Regions from separate parts of the Mus musculus genome. Here region 1 is linked to region 2. A link is a loop called in an ENCODE intact Hi-C map of the cell type or tissue named here. Cell type or tissue: left cerebral cortex. All regions are shown on one strand.

Region 1 (8,000 bases), 50 kb after region 2:
ATACGAGGTTCCAGATTCGTCTCCAGATGTGTGCCTCTGCTGTGTTCCAAGTGCTCAGCCATCAGCTGCTGCAGTTTCTGGGTCTCACTCAGTACAGCCTGGGCAGAGGAGGAACTTGGAGGGAAGTAGTCTGATCCCGAGGCAGGATCCAGATAGGAAGAGGGAGCTCGCTCTCGGGGAGAGGTAGGAGGTGTGGAAGGAGACTGCAGAGCTAGAAAGCCAATCTAGGGTGTATAGATTATATAAGGGCTGGGAGGGTGTGTGGAGGGCACAGAGACAGAACCAGAAGGCTCGGGCTTCCTCCAACGCTCCAGTGGGCTGTGCTGCTGCAGAGTTACAGCCACAGGCCATCCCAGTCTTTTGATCATCAGCAACCAAAGATTTCATTATCAGCTTTAAGAAGCCACCCCTCTGGGTTCACAGCTAACACTGACTTTGTGCTGTTAGACTCAAGTGTTAGATGCAAAGCTGGATCAACTCTCTGTGCTCCATTGGATTCAGGGGTGGGCGGGGAATTCCTTATAAACGTTCAATGCTGCAATTTACAAAATACACAGAGACATGCCACATACTACTTCCGGGCATCTGGTCCTGGATATCAGACCTTTCCTGAGATCTCAGAAGTTGCAGAGAAGGAAAGATCCATGCTCTGGGGTCAGGCATCACCACTTGTTAAGTCCGTATCCCTTACTCTCCACACACAGCCAAGGAGCTAATGACATTGTGACATCACAGGTCCTGAAGTGGAGGCATCTTGCAGGGTGGCTTGCTCTTCAGTAGCTCTCTGTAACTGAACGCCACACTGGGTCCTAAGTACCTCAGGAAGCTGAGCCTAGGGAGGGAAGACTTGAGAAAGCAGCTGCTTGTGCAATTAGCCGGCTCCAGGTGGCTGTTCCCTGGCCAGGGACGCAGAATGGCAGGCAGCCAGTGCCTCTTACCTTAACCCTTCCTTGTACCAGAGGACAAAGCTTGCTTTGTGAAGAGTATGTCACCCCTGCCTCCATCTCTCAGTCTCATGTTTTCCCCTCCCCCAGAGATGACTAGCTAGCTGATAAGCTCTCTCTTTCTCCCTCTCTCCCTCCTCCCCTTCAACGTGTCAACTAAGGACCCACTTGGCAATTTCAGAGCCATGAGGCACCTTAGGCTGTGTTGTCCTAGCAACAGCATCTTTCCACGTGTCCATTCCCAAGGCCCCTATGGTAGACATAGGGTGGGGCCACTGGATGCATGCTCATGGGCTTCCTACCACCTTCCATCACAGCCTCTTCAGCTCTGAGGACCCCTTCACAGAAGAGGGGAGTCAGGTAGAGGAAGGGGACTTGCTTTAAGACACACAGTCAATGATCTGATGCCCTGGCTCCCAGTTTTTCATTGCCTTGAGTCACCTATAAAGGTTATTTCCTTTTTCCTCTACTTAAAGTTTCTAAGACAGGTGTGGTGACACTCAACCTGTATTCCCAGCAGTTCTGAGGCAGGAGGATAGAGGGTTTGAAGTCAATTTGGACTACCTAGTAAAGGACTTTGTCTCAAAAAAATGTTGTGGGGGCTGGAGAAATGGCTCAGGGGTTAAAATTACCTGCTGCCCTTGCAGAGGACCGGGGTTCAATCCAGGGACCCACATGGTGACTCACAGCCATTTGTAACTACAGCTCCAAGGGGGGGAAATCCAACGTCCCCTTGTGGCTGCTGCAGGTACTGCATAAATGTCATGCATATACACACTAGCAAGCAAACCATCCACACACATATACCCACACACAAATAACCTCTTAAAAAGTGTGGGGTGTGGTTGTTTTGATTTGGGTTTTGGTGGTGTTGTTTTAATGTGAGAAGTGCGTCTATGGGAGGTGGATAGGAGGAGACAGTTTAGCAGAAATACCGAAGGTCCTCTATTTCTAGAAGTTTACGTCTGTCTTTGTTTATAGGAGCTGGAATACCCTGTTGACCCAGGGTCACTGCCTCCGCTTCGGAACCCTGACATCCTGGTGGGTGAGAATGACCTCACAGCCCTCAGCTACCTCCATGAGCCCGCAGTGCTGCATAATCTCAGAATCCGCTTCGCAGAGTCCAAACTCATCTACACCTACAGTGGTAAGGATACAGTACGACACCCTCACCCCCAGGCCTACCGTCTGCGTGCCCCGAGCACTCTCGATGCTGAGTGTTGAGAGTGTGTGTAAAAAGAGGTGTCTGTGTAAGGAGAACTGCTCGTGGGAACGAAGATGGACTAGGAGGAAAGATCACCATGGGCTCGTGTCTGAGTCTCTCACCACATCCAACACACTTATTACTTCTTGGGACATTGTTGTCATTGTTACATTTACGTTGGGACTTTCAAAAACGCAGTTCTTTTCCCCATGTGTCACCCCACCCAGACATCAGAACAGCCTTAGAGGAAGGTGACTGTCAGATAACCGAGATTCAGAGCATTGAGTGACTGGACCCAGGTCAAGCACAAGCTTTCAGTGAAGAACTGGAGAGGCAGGTGGATCTCTGAGTTCGAGGCCAGCCTGGTCTAGAATGAGTTCCAGGACAGCCACGGCTACACAGAGAAACCCTGTCTCGACAAACCAAAAAAAAAAAAAAAAGAATTTAAAAAGAACTGGGACTTCTGGAAAAAGCCTGTGGGGGGCGGGTGTCTTCTTCTATTTTCTGTTGCTGTAATATAGAATATCTGAGACTAGATAACTAACAGAGAACAGAAGTTTGGTTCGTGGCTCTGGAGGCTGAAGAACACTGCTGGCACCTACTAAGCACCTGGTGAGGGTTTCCTGATGTGAGGCAGAGCAGGTGTACAGATGCCAGTCTCTGTGGGGTCCCCAATCCTCAGGACCAAAGACGGATCTCCAAGTGCTAGTAACATGTGAAGGGTGAGCAGTAAGTTCCCAGCCCACTGACTGCTGGAAGGACAACCGTGGATAGGGGAGGTCCCTGAAACCAAAGGCCAGCCATCTTGATTATGTTCCATAACCTATGTGCATCAAGAGTTTGACATAAAAAGAAGGTGTATTCAAGGGGGAGGTCACCCGCAAAGGAGCGGCTGGGATAAAACTCCAGGCGAGTCTGCTAACCGCACTTCACCTCTTTCCTCAGGAATCATTTTGGTGGCCATGAATCCTTACAAACAGCTACCAATATACGGGGATGCCATCATCCACGCCTACAGCGGACAGAACATGGGTGACATGGACCCACACATCTTTGCGGTTGCAGAGGAGGCCTACAAGCAGATGGCCAGGTAGTTTGCTGCCAGACCGGCCTTCCTCGGCTCTTCCTCTCTCTGCCTCTACTCTCTCTGCCTCTGCTCAGCCCTCACAGTGAAAGGAAGCTGTTTTGAGCTCAGAAGTCAGGTCTGTGTTTCCCTGCAGCCCGTTTGGCTGGGGGAGGACCTAGTGACTCTGCAGCGTGAGATGTCTGTGGTTTGTGGTCTGGTTTTGATCCAGTTTAAGGAGGCAGCCTCACTGCCAGCTAAGCACAGGTTCTAGCCACAGGTTTGGATTTTAACCTGGTGCCCTCACCTCGCTTTTGCATGACCCTGCAGATTTTGCTACTGGACTTTTACAAAAATCCTCTTGCAACAAAAGCACTGGGTTCACACTTCAAGCATCACCTTGGTACCCACAGGGCAGCCTGTGATATCCATGCCTTTCCACAGTAACCTAACCCCTGGCATATGCAGTAGGCTAAAGAGAGAGCTGGGCTTTGGGCCCAGATCTTCATGATTCTAGGTGTAAGTTATTTCTCTCATGACTGTCCTCTTGTCATTCTATTGCCCTTGTCTGTAGGATGCTGGAGAATAAAAACACCATCCTAAATTTGTCAAAAACTTTACAGCTTGCAAAAGAATTCTCACACCCAGCGGTCTCCTTCAGGTTTTGCCACACTCCTACAAAGTTCACTGTACTGCTATCTTTCTTCCCATCTTGCATAAGAAACTGAGGCATGGGCTCAGGACTTGCCTCATAATTCTGGGTATAGCGACTGAATAGTCTTCATCTGTGAGGCAGACTCTGGCAGGCTCATTTATGCGCAAGGGAGCCATAGTGATGCAGTAAACAAGACATGGTTTAACAGGGAAGCCTAATGGGCAACCTGAGGCTAAATTTCACTTCTTTCAAGTCATCAGGGACTGAATGATGCCTGCCCCCATCCCTTAAGGGAGACCCATAGCCTCAGGGTCAAGCTGTCTCCTCCATACCCTACTTCACACGGACTAAGAGAAGGGACTGTCCTCCAGATGATAGAGCCCCTACAGAGCAGCATTGCTCGTGGGACATACCCACATGGCCAGATAAGGCTGGCCTACCCTTTGACCATGCCAGTAGCTCAGCCTCTCACAATGGGGTCACGTTCCCAAGAAGGCAAAAAGGATGGATGTCTGAGATGCAGTAAGATTGCTCCCAACCTTAGCACATCCTACTTCTGGGACTTTCTGGCTTCTGAAGACCTCCCAGAAACCCCTGCCGGACATTCTGATGGCCATCATCTGAAGTGACAGTTTGACCATCATCGGTGTGAGGCCAATGGAACTGCAGGGCTATGTCAGTTTCCAGCTTGAATCCGTGTCACTGCGATGAATGGACTGAAGATAAAATGGGCTCGTGGTGGCCTGGCTTGATGATGGACTGAGCCATCTGCCTTTCTTGAGCGACTCTTGTCCGCAACCTTTCTAGGGTCTTCCTTTCCTCCTTTTTGAGAAGAAAGAACTGGACCAGGGACTCTAGCATCACCACAGGAGACTATGTACTGTGACCTGGGGCCAATTTTCATGACAAAGAATCCCAGACTCATACAACTGTAAAATTGTTAAGTGTGCCATAGGACTTTTGTGAGGCATAACAGAGGCATAACAAATGTGAAGTGTTCACCCAGCGTCTACCACCTAAGTGGTGCCGATCCCACGTCAGCAGTATACTGCCATATTCCTATGGCTTGAAAAGCTTACAGCATTATTTTTAAAATATCTTCATTATGTAACAGTGTGTAGGCTTATAGAACACATATGTCCCCAAATATATTTTGAATCGTTGCTCTTAAAATAATATCAGTAGGATGTGCAGAAGTTGCTACTGGGGCTTGAGGAAGCTGTCCTGAGAACCTCTTTGGAAAGCTAGTCTGAGCCTGGCCAATTCCGGGGCAATTCAGTCTATCTCCTGTAAGCTTGGCTCTTTGCACCTAAGTTTACACTTTGTCTAAGCAGCGTGTTTGATGCTGAGGCCCTGCTCTCCTCCTGGGAGGCTGAACTCCCAGACCTTCGAGAAACAGAGGGCAGGCACAGAGCCCCTGGTGTGTGGGTTCCAGATAACAACTTCTTACAGGCCATGAGATCCATTCCCTGGGTCAGGAACATAGCCATTATGACACGAAGAAAACTCATGGGAAGTCTGCACAGGTTTCCTGTGTCTTCCCACCATGGCTTCTCCCCTTGGCTGATCTTGCTCTGAATCTCCTCAGTGTGGTCTATCCTAGTCATGGTTTTGACTGTAAAGCCACACCCTTGTAGTAGTTGATAACCTTGGCCATTATCTTGGGGACCTCAAAACAAAGGGACAAAGGTCAGAGCAGGAAACACTGTGTGTTCTCTGTAGCCACAAATTTTTAAAAGCTAGAAGGAAGTCCATTGAATATTTGGACCCCTGGGGCAGTTTGCTAACATCCCATTTTCTAAAATAGACATACATACATACATACATACATACATACATACATACATGATTATAGATAGAGAGAGAGATAAAAGGTAGATAGATATATAGATTAGATAGATAGATAGATAGATAGATATAAGGTAGTTAGATAGATAGATAGATTAGATAGATAGATAGATAGATAGATAGATAGATAGATAGATAGATAGATAGATAAAAGGTAGTTAGATAGATGATAGATAAATAGATTAGATAGATAGATAGATACATACATACATACATACATACATACATACATAGGTACAAAGATACATGGATAGATAGATAATAGGTTGGTAGATAAATACATAGATACATAGATGATAGATAGGTAAATAGATGGCAGATTAGATAGATAGATAGAAGGTAGGTAGATTGATTGATAGATAAATAGATAGATGATAGATTAGGTAGCTAGATAAATAGATAGATGATAGATTAGATAGATAGATGATAGATTAGATAGATAGATAGATAGATAGATAGATAGATAGATAGATGATAGATTAGATAGATAGAAGGTAGATAGATAGGTAAATAGATGATAGATTAGAAAGAAAGAAAGAAAGAAAGAAAGAAAGAAAGAAAGAAAGAGAGAGAGAGAGATAAGATAGATGATAGACAAATGATACAGCCTTTTGTTTTGTTGTTGTTGTCATTGTTGCCATTGTCCTTTTTGTTCCTCTGTTTGTTTGTTCTAAGACAAGGTCTCTTGTAGCCCAGGTTGGCCTCTAATATCCTACATAGCTGAGGATGACCTTGAACTTCAAATTCTCCTGCCTCCACTTCCTCAGTGCATCACCATGCCTGGCTTATGGAGAACTGAGGGTCAAACCCAGGGCTTCATGCATGGTAGGAAATCACCATACTGGCCAAACCACCTCTCTCTACCTCCTACTCTCATCCTCTTCAGGAACAGGTCTTGATATGTTGCCTTTTTAGTGGAGAGAAGTTAAGCTTTCTTAGTACATCTCAGTGCATCTCTCATGTGTTGCTTTTAGGAACAATAGAAATCAGTCCATAATCGTGAGTGGAGAATCAGGAGCCGGGAAGACTGTCTCTGCACGCTATGCCATGAGGTACTTCGCTACCGTCAGCAAATCGAGCAGCAATGCCCATGTGGAGGACAAAGTCTTGGCATCCAATCCCATAACTGAGGTAGGCACAGTACAACTGAAGAAGGAGATGCTGAGGGCTGGAGGTGCAGGGGGGTGGGGGCAGGGAGGGAGGTGGTGGCTCTGGGCATGTAGCTATGTTGTTGATGAGACTTCTTCCCTTAAAGACCCAAGGAATGAGGGTGGCAAGAACAGGGATACAAGTTCTGTGTGTGCATGATGTCACTCACATACATACATACTTTTAAAAGAATCGTGGATGTGGGAAGGCACATTCAGTCCGTGACAGCAAGATACATACGTTTCCATATTGCAAGTAGAAGACATGAAAAAGTAAGCTAACTTTTACAGCATTCTACAGATAGCAGAAATGGACCCCAGGGCTGTGAAGCCCAGAATCCATGCTCCTTCAGACTCAGGAGAACCAGGCTGCTCTTCTCCAGCTCCAAGCTTCTCCCCTAACTTGCCCAGCATCCTTGAGTGACATAGGATGTCACTGGTCAACACTGAACCTTGTGTGTTCTAGGCTGTTGGAAATGCCAAGACCACCCGCAATGACAACAGCAGTCGGTTTGGGAAATACACAGAGATCAGCTTTGATGAGAGAAACCAGATCATTGGCGCCAATATGAGAACTTACCTCCTGGAGAAGTCCAGAGTTGTCTTTCAGGTGAGAATGGAGGTATTAAACTGGGGCTGGAGAGATGGCTCAGCGGTTAGAAGCACTGCCTGCATCTCTACAGGTCATGAGTTCAATTCCCAGCACCTCGTGGTGGCTCACAACTATCTGTGGTGAGATCTGATGCCCTCTTCTAGTGTGCCTGAAGAGAACAACAGCGTACTCACATACATACATAAGTAAATAAAACTTTTTACAAAATAATTTTTAAAAAGCCTTAAACCTCCTTGTCCTTAGCTCCAAATACTCAGACTCCTGGGACACCTGCGGCATCTGCAGCCAGAAGGATCCAGTCTGGCAGGCTTTCCTGTCCTCTTTGGGGTCTTTATCTGTTCTTTCTTTCAAAAGCAAAAGTTGATGTATAGATGTGGCCTCGTGAGAACTGAGAATAAAGGCTACTGTTTTTGGATTGGGGAGAAAAGAAAACCCTTATAGTTTAAAAATCTGCCGTATCTTTCTCATACATGAACACTGAAGCAGGCAGGGCCGCCAACCTGACTATCCTGTTGGTGAGAAAGG
Region 2 (8,000 bases):
TCTCGTTGTTGTGAGGCTGCCCAAGAGCAGTGGCAAGTGACTGCTTCAGCATTCTCTGGTTACGGTGAGATTTGGAGCAAAGAAGTCAGGATAACCACGTGAGCTCAGCAGCTCACTTCCAGGGAAAACCACATAGAATTAGCTGTGTCTCCCTAACTTATTTATCAGTCCTAACAATGTCTGTATCTTAAAAATCCCATCAAATTTTTCATTTTAGTGATTACAATTTTAAGATTTTATACTGTTAAATTGGGTTCTGCTTTTTCTGCTTTGTTCTAACCATAACCATTGGCATTAACCACAGTGTTGTTGGTTGACTCTGTCTTGAAACTTCATAAATAATAGCTAAAATGTTTAGTCCACTATTTATAGTTTGCTCACAATGGCATCAGTAAGTTTATTCAGCAGTTAGTAACAAATAACATTGGGACTAAATGCCTTTTTCTTCATGTTAGTTAATTCTTGACTATAACTTTATATCTTGTTAGGACTCCATTACTGATATGTAATTTCTTGGGGAGAGATATTACAGCTCTATACATTCACATTCACACACACACACACACACACACACACATACACACACACACACACACACACACACACACAAAAGAATTACAAAACCACTAAACTGGATTTGGATAAATCTATGGGTTTCCAAGTAGTGCGCCAGCTTTCTGTCCTTAGATAAGTGGGCAATATTAAACATTATTCTGGTTCAACCTGTGCCTGAAATCAATGACTATGTCTCTAAAGGTCTATTTTATTAGATTGAGAGTATATAATCTTGCTCTTCATAATGCAGCTGTTTGTTTGTTTGTTTGTTTATTGGCAATGATACTATCTATGCCAATTAAAAGAGAACTTCATACAATTCAAAAAGATACAAATGTGGACAAGTTAGTTTCCATTACTGGCATCTGAGTTTCATGACATTATTAGGGTCAGGAGATGCACAGATGGTATAGAGTATCTGCTTTTCCTGTTTCTTTCAAAGGAGTGTGTAGCTTTGTACCCATTAGTGTGAACTCAACTACTCTACAAACTGTGTGGCCTCTCTACAGGCTCTTAGAATCCCAGCTACAGTCACAGAAAAGAAGCCATGAGAATGAGGCTGAGGCCCTCCGTGGGGAGATCCAGAGCCTAAAGGAAGAAAACAACCGGCAACAGCAGCTGCTGGCCCAGAACCTGCAGCTGCCCCCTGAGGCCCGCATTGAGGCCAGCCTGCAGCATGAGATCACCCGGCTGACCAATGAAAACCTGGTAAGGAGAGGGGCAGTGACCCTCTGCTGTATGTTCTTTTAGAAAAAGCACAGCCTTTTCTTTTTGGGAAAGATACTCTGCTGTCCCTAATAGAAAGGAAAATATGAATGTGTTGGTAGAAATGAATCAAAATAATAAAATCGTACCGACTATTTCTCATAGCAGTCTCTTGAGCAGTTGAGCCCCTCAGACCTCACATGGAGTGTCTGGTCTGGCCTGGAGTCTCCGGAAGAGAGTAACCTGACTACCTGCTAGGCTTTGAGTGGCAGGGAGACACAGCTACAGACCATTTTCCTCTGATCTCAGGCATCCAGGGAGGAGGCCTTCCAGCCTGTCTAGCCGACAAGCCAGGGAAGATTCTTGGTTGAGTCAAGCAGGAGCTATGTGTTGTCACTGGATACAGAGCTTCTAAAACGGGGCAGAGGGACTAGAATTGAACTTGGCACATTCTCTCGTTTTAAGCAGAGCCTGTATGGTAAAGAGGAAGGTGATTTTGCTGTTCCCCTTCCAGATTCTGAATGCTCACACAGACTCTCTAAGACCTTCTTTTTTCTTATTCCTTCCATTTTTTTTAACCAAAATAAAATATCTTCTATATTTTTCTTTATCACATTTACATCTATGTAAATTTTACAGATATACTTATTGCATAAAAGTCAGTTAAAGATTATAATTATTCATTTTTGCATAAAATCTGTTCTCTAGTGACAGATGAAAAAGTAATACCTTTTAAGATCCACAGTAAGACGTGTCTGAATTTCTCTGAAGGTCTAATTCCATTAGTGATAACTGAGAGTACAGATAGTTCTCTACCACCATATGTTCACCCATATTTTACCTAGATTGGAAAAAGTGTTTTCTTTCCAGTCTACTGTGTGTATGAAGCTCCGTGGTAGGAGTTGGGGAGGAGCAAGGACGGTGCCTGTGCTCTTTCAGAGCAACTGCACCTTGATAGGGACGGCTTCTGAGTCAGAAAATGTTCTTCAAAAGTTATGTTTTACTCTCTTTGCTGATATGACTAACAATGCTGTTGATGATTAATTGATAAATATGTGGAATAATACTGACTGATCAGTGTACAGATTCTTTGCTTCTGAGTGATTGCCTTAAAATGCTGACAGTGTGTGAAATGGGTTTGTTTCTGGGTGGCAGATTCTAAATTTGTTCACTAAGTTAATCAAGTGTTGCTCACCCTTATAACTCTTCTGTACTATCAGTATTTTGTATCTAACTCAGAAATGAACAAACCTTACACTCAAAATAGAAGTCTCTGGTTAGTTTGTTTTAGGCTATCCTTTGCAGATCATCTGCTTGTGCCATTCGTTACACTGACTGCTAATTTGAAGAATATTATCAAAGTCAAGTGTATGAAAGGATATTCTTTCTCAGTTTTAATTACACATTTGTTAGGATTCACTTGAGCAGAATATTAAGGTAAGCACGTCTGGGCTTAGTGCTTCTGAAGTTTTGCTGCACATGAACACACACGCACACACACTGAACACACACCAGCACACATAGGAATGGCTTTCTTACTCCTCAGGTGCACAGGCTTCACAGGTCTCCCCATGCTGCCTCTCACCAGCTCCACAAGTTGCAAACAGGACCGGGGTGCTAGCAGTGCTCCTTCCTGCCTTTTTATGTCATTGCCTTCCTTGCCCTTGCTGCTCTGATAGTGACTGGACAAGCAGCAGCTTGAGAGAGTCACATGTGAGGGAGCAGTAAAATGCTGGGAACTGAAACGTCAGCCTTCTCTGGTCACTATGGTTCCCTGTTCTAGTGACAACATCCTGGCCATCACCTATTTCCACTGTTCATGTGAAATAGAGACTCATCTATACATGGTAATAGCAGGTGGCAAATTGGAACCTGTGAGTAGATATAGTTTCGTTACATGTGTTTTAAAGTATTTTTAAGTTAATTTTGCTGAGAGGTAGCACTTGCTCAAAGACACAAGAAACAAATATCCATTGTACCTGTTTTTTCAGTATTTTGAGGAATTATATGCAGATGACCCTAAGAAGTATCAATCCTATCGGATTTCACTTTACAAAAGGATGATTGTATGTAAAACACAGTGCTTTTCTGTTGTCCTCTGCTACTTCTAGCCTTCTCTAACTGAAGAGCACACTGCTGTCTGTCACTGCCCAGGAGGTCTCTTCAAAAATATTCACAAAATCTCTTCCCCCCACCCCCCACAGCTATCTTTAGCCAGCTATCTTTTGGTGTCCCGTGTCCACTGTGTTTGGTTTGTTGTTAACCCAAGGCTTACAGTGTGATGGAAGCAATTGATTTCAAAGATAGAGTCAAATTCAGGAAGCATAACCCAGCACTGGGAATGTGAGCAGCTGTTTCCTCAGAATCACTAGTCAGATGTCTGAGCCCAGTTCTGAGCAAGCTAGAGAATGAATCAGCATTATCAAATGCTGTTCTTCTCTAAGACTCAGTGGCAACCCCCAGCCAGCTCCACTGACTCATGTCTGACCTTTCGAAGCTTTCTTAGTCTGGTCATGCCCACTTCCCTCTTCCTGAGTATCTAACTGCCTGTCCTTGGAGAGAATTCTTTACTAAATAAAGCCAGTATCTTACCTTCCATTTAAAAACACAGGTTTTCTTTCTCTCTTTTTCACATTTTACATTAGGCACTCAAACTTCATTTTTTTTAAATATATATATTGTGCAAGATTTGTGGGTATCTTTTATTACCTGGCATTTGGGTCTTATGCCAGCAGAACCCCACTCCCACCCCGAGGCAAGCTTTCACTACAACCCAGGCGGGCCTTGAATTCTCTCTGACTTCCTGGTACTTGGGTTATAGTCATGTACCTTCATGCTATGTAGCAGAAAGTTCTTTATCCTTTTGTTGTTATTACTTTTTTGTTGTTTGATTTGGTTTTGTTTGGCTTGTTTTTTTAAGGCAGTCTCTATATGTAACTCTGGCTGGCCTTGAACTCACAGAGATCCACCCACTACTGCCTTCTGAGTACTTGAATTAATGGTGTATGCCAGAACACCTGGCTCAGCTTACTTTTAGTTTCCCCAACTTCTTCATGTTTCGTAGGCGTTAAGGCTGAGTTTAGAACAGGTAACGCATAGCTGTGCTTTACTCACGGAGGGTCAGTCTTTTCCTAAGTGCAGCTGTCCTCAGCTCTCACAGACCTTGTATGCACTCATCAGAGCTCATCTTTGCCCAGTCCCCCTCACAAGTGACAGTGAGTCTGAGATGTTTCCATAGGAGCCTGCTGGGAGGCTTCCATCACGCTGTAGGCTGTAGCTGTAAGGAGCTCACTGCAGTGTCAGCCTTGCCTTCACTCACCGCAGTGTCAAAGCCTTGCCATCACCGGAGCTGCACCTCCTTTGTCTGCCAGTTTGAGCCAGGCGGTGGCTCCACCTGCAGCTTTTATGTGAAACTAACAGTGTGTTGCTGTGATTCCATCTGTGCGCCCTTTGTGCCTGTGCTGAGCCTGTTCTCATCTTTCTGACATAATTCTCATTTTGATCCTAGGATCTGATGGAACAACTTGAAAAGCAGGATAAAACTGTCCGGAAACTGAAGAAACAACTGAAAGTCTTTGCCAAAAAAATTGGTGAACTAGAAGGTACTTAAACATTTTTTAACAGCATTTGTCAAATTTTATGTCCATTGCTAGTGACCTGGTAGAGAGTTACAGGTGAGTTTTTAGAGAAAATAATCAAAATTACTTTTGACAATCTTAACCTCTGCGGAATGAAAAATTCTTCTATGTATGGGAATAATTTTCCTAGTAACATAACAGTAAGTTACAAAGGGAGAAAATTCATTCAACAAACAGCTAACACATGCCAGAGTCTGCCCTAGTCAGTACAGCATGTGCTTAAGAGCAAGGATTCTAGAGCCAGCTTCTTGATTCAAGTCCTGTGCCTCTCTCCTACCTACTAGGCTCAGAATATGTGCGTGGTGCTGAGCCTCTCCATGCCTCAGTTTTCCCACATCCTCACTGGGAATGATAATGGTGCCTCTCAAACATGGTCTCTAAGAACTGAATGAGTTAATGTGGGCGGCACATCTGCAATAGCAACATACCTGCTACACACAATCTAATTGTTACCACTAGAGCTACAAAAGGGAATGTGGTAGAGTATCCTCAAAGAACTCACGACCTAATAAAAAAAAAGAAATTAATCAGGAAATATGAATTATAATTATAAAGAAACATGATTTTTAAAATCATTTCTATATAAAAAAGGTATGCTCCTTGAGAAAAAAATCCATGGAAGCATACTGCTGTTGTCCTGTGAGTTAGTCTGATCATCCAGCAAGTTTTATTGCGTGTGCCTAGGTGCTGGTGCAGTTGCAGGTGCTTGAGATCCAGCTGTGAGTGAGACCAAAGCAACCACTGAGTTCATTCCAGCCACCCTCTCACATCTCAAGGCACCTGAGGAACAGAACTTCAAAGATAAAATTCCCTTTAAGCCATTTTAACCACAAATGATGTGCTCATCCTGGCCATCTATCATATTCTCTACTTGTCATCTTTGTGACTCTCATGTGGCACAAAGGATAGAAAGAGCCCACCACTCCATCACACTGAGTCATAACTGTTCTTCCGTCTGTCTGGCAGTCCCAGTCAAGCCCTGCTCATTCTGTGGAACTAAAGGCACTTGTCACATCCTCAGAAGCATCCTGATCGCACCACCAACCTCAGGACCTGCTTTCTGTATTTGGTTCATACTTTCTATGGTTTTTCACTCTTAAATTTTTGGCAGTTTTTCTGTTTGAATTACTGGTTTCTATGCTTGACTAAGAGCTTTCTGGGCATGGAAATCACCTCTTATTTTTCACAGTTACAACAATGAACATAGTTTCTGACCTTTGATAACCCTTCTATTCTTGACTGAATAAATAAGTTTTAAAAATATTTAGAGCATATAGTGCCACAGATGTTAATGTCAAAGAGGTTATTACTCTCATTAATATGCAAATACTGAAATGTTTGTTTAGATATCAGAACAATTACTTTATAACCACATATTTTGTATAGACCATTAACATTACATTATTCATATATTACATTAAAACTTGTGAAACTCCAGGGGCTGGGGAGCTGCCTTGGTGTATAAAGCACTTGCTATAAAACTGTGAGGACTGGATCCCAAAATCCTGCATAAGCTGCTGTCAGGCATGACCACTGCCTGCAATCCTAGGTTTAAAGTGCCAGGGACAGGTGATTTCCCACAAACTGTCTAGCTGGACAAGCTGAAACAACAAGCTCTGTGTTCAGGGAGAGACTCTACCTCTCAACACATGAGGTAGAGATAAATGAAGAAAGATACCCAATATAACCTTGAGCCTTCACATACACACATGTGCATCGACCTACATGCTTACATGAACATGCATATATTCCATGCATACAAATACAAGAAGAAAAAGCTTCAAACCCCAGGTTTATATATATGAGCTATAATGTTTATCAGCAGTACTTAGAAATCCAGGTTCTTTTTTACAGAGAACTTTCTACACTGAACTGACGCCATGGCAAGACAGGAGAGTATTTGTAAAAACTCTGCTATAAGGGTATTAACCTGTAAGGTTATTAAATTAGTGGCTCTTTGCCAACATTAATGAATGTGAATAAATATAAAAACCGTTTTTATCTCACATTTGAAATCAGTTTCTTAAATGGTATGCTTTGAAATGTAATTAAAGAGAGAAGATATTTCAAGATGCTATTGGGCTATTATCAATTAGAAATCAAACTTTTCAGCTAAACTGTCCTGATAGCCAAGCAAAAAATAGTATTTATGCTAGAAGCTCATGGATTAAATAAGAAAAAGTCATATTTATTCTTAAGAAAATTTATATTTTGAGTTAAATTATTTGCATCTAGCTAAAATGAAATAGGCTCATATGCCTAGGGTACCTCCCTAGGTGTCCATTGTCTACACCCTGCCAAAGTAGTGAATAAACGTGACACACTCTTCTGACACTCATCTCTTTCTCTCTGGGTCTGTGTTCTATAGAAAAATACCAGTCTTTGTGCAACAAAGCACCATCTAATAAAAGTTTATTAATGCATATTAATGTTTTTTAATGTGTTAAAACATTTAAACCCTTTAGCCTTAAATTGAAATAGCAAGATTCTTGCCTTTCCTGTGGACTATATTTAATTGAGGACACTTTTTATAAAACACTTTTTAAGAGAAAAAAATGGAAAATAGAAATTATGCAGCTAAGTAGAGAGTGTTTCAAAATCTGGTCTTCATGGTGCTCTATTTTAATCCAGGAGTAGGTGTTATATCTTGATTTTCATTTAAAAAAAAAAAGTCAGACCTGAAAGTATCCTAGAAGCCAGGAACTTTTTTGATTTAAAAAACAAAACAAAACAAAACAAAACCCTAGAACTATAAGTTATTTACCCAATACCCTGCCTGTTAGATAGTAGGTCTAGAACCTGAGCCTTCAACATCTTGACTGTTACATAGTAGGTCTAGAGCCTGAGCCTTCAATATCCTGCCTGTTAAATAGTAGGTCTAGAACCTGTGCCTTCAACACCTTGACTGTTACATAGTAGGTCTAGAGCCTGAGTCTTCAACACCCTGCCTGTTAGATAGTGTAGCTCTAGAACCACAGCTTTCAACACCCTGCCTATTACATAGTAGGTCTAGAACCTCAACCTTCAATACCCTACCTGTTAGATAGTAGATCTAGAACCTTGGCCTTCTGATTTCTCTGCTCTAGATCCGTCTTTCCAGAA

What was found. Peaks named below come from ENCODE experiments on the same cell type or tissue, not always from the same donor. Only the 100,000 strongest peaks of a DNase experiment are listed, where the experiment ranks them.
Region 1: it touches region 2 in a loop (6-fold over the local background); 5 of 42 quality-filtered maps call a loop at or near these places.

The regions. Positions count from the first base shown.
Region 1 is chr9:75,243,045-75,251,044 of GRCm38, forward strand. It overlaps Myo5c (myosin VC), which reads left to right. Exons shown (of 41, transcript NM_001081322.1): 3 at 1,926-2,091; 4 at 3,094-3,238; 5 at 6,689-6,845; 6 at 7,329-7,472. Among named protein-coding and RNA genes, the nearest start is that of Gm33750, 9.6 kb to the left of the region's middle. In left cerebral cortex, CTCF peaks have their summits at 1,693 (motif pointing left) and 2,623; DNase peaks (open chromatin) are centred at 188, 1,009, 2,650, 3,210 and 3 more places; H3K27ac peaks cover 7,721 bases.
Region 2 is chr9:75,192,875-75,200,874 of GRCm38, forward strand. Myo5a (myosin VA) reads left to right here. Exons shown (of 41, transcript NM_010864.2): 31 at 1,065-1,263; 32 at 3,252-3,326; 33 at 4,769-4,862. Among named protein-coding and RNA genes, the nearest start is that of Myo5c, 35 kb to the right of the region's middle. In left cerebral cortex, a CTCF peak has its summit at 4,651; DNase peaks (open chromatin) are centred at 1,626, 2,169, 3,687 and 4,562; H3K27ac peaks cover 7,318 bases.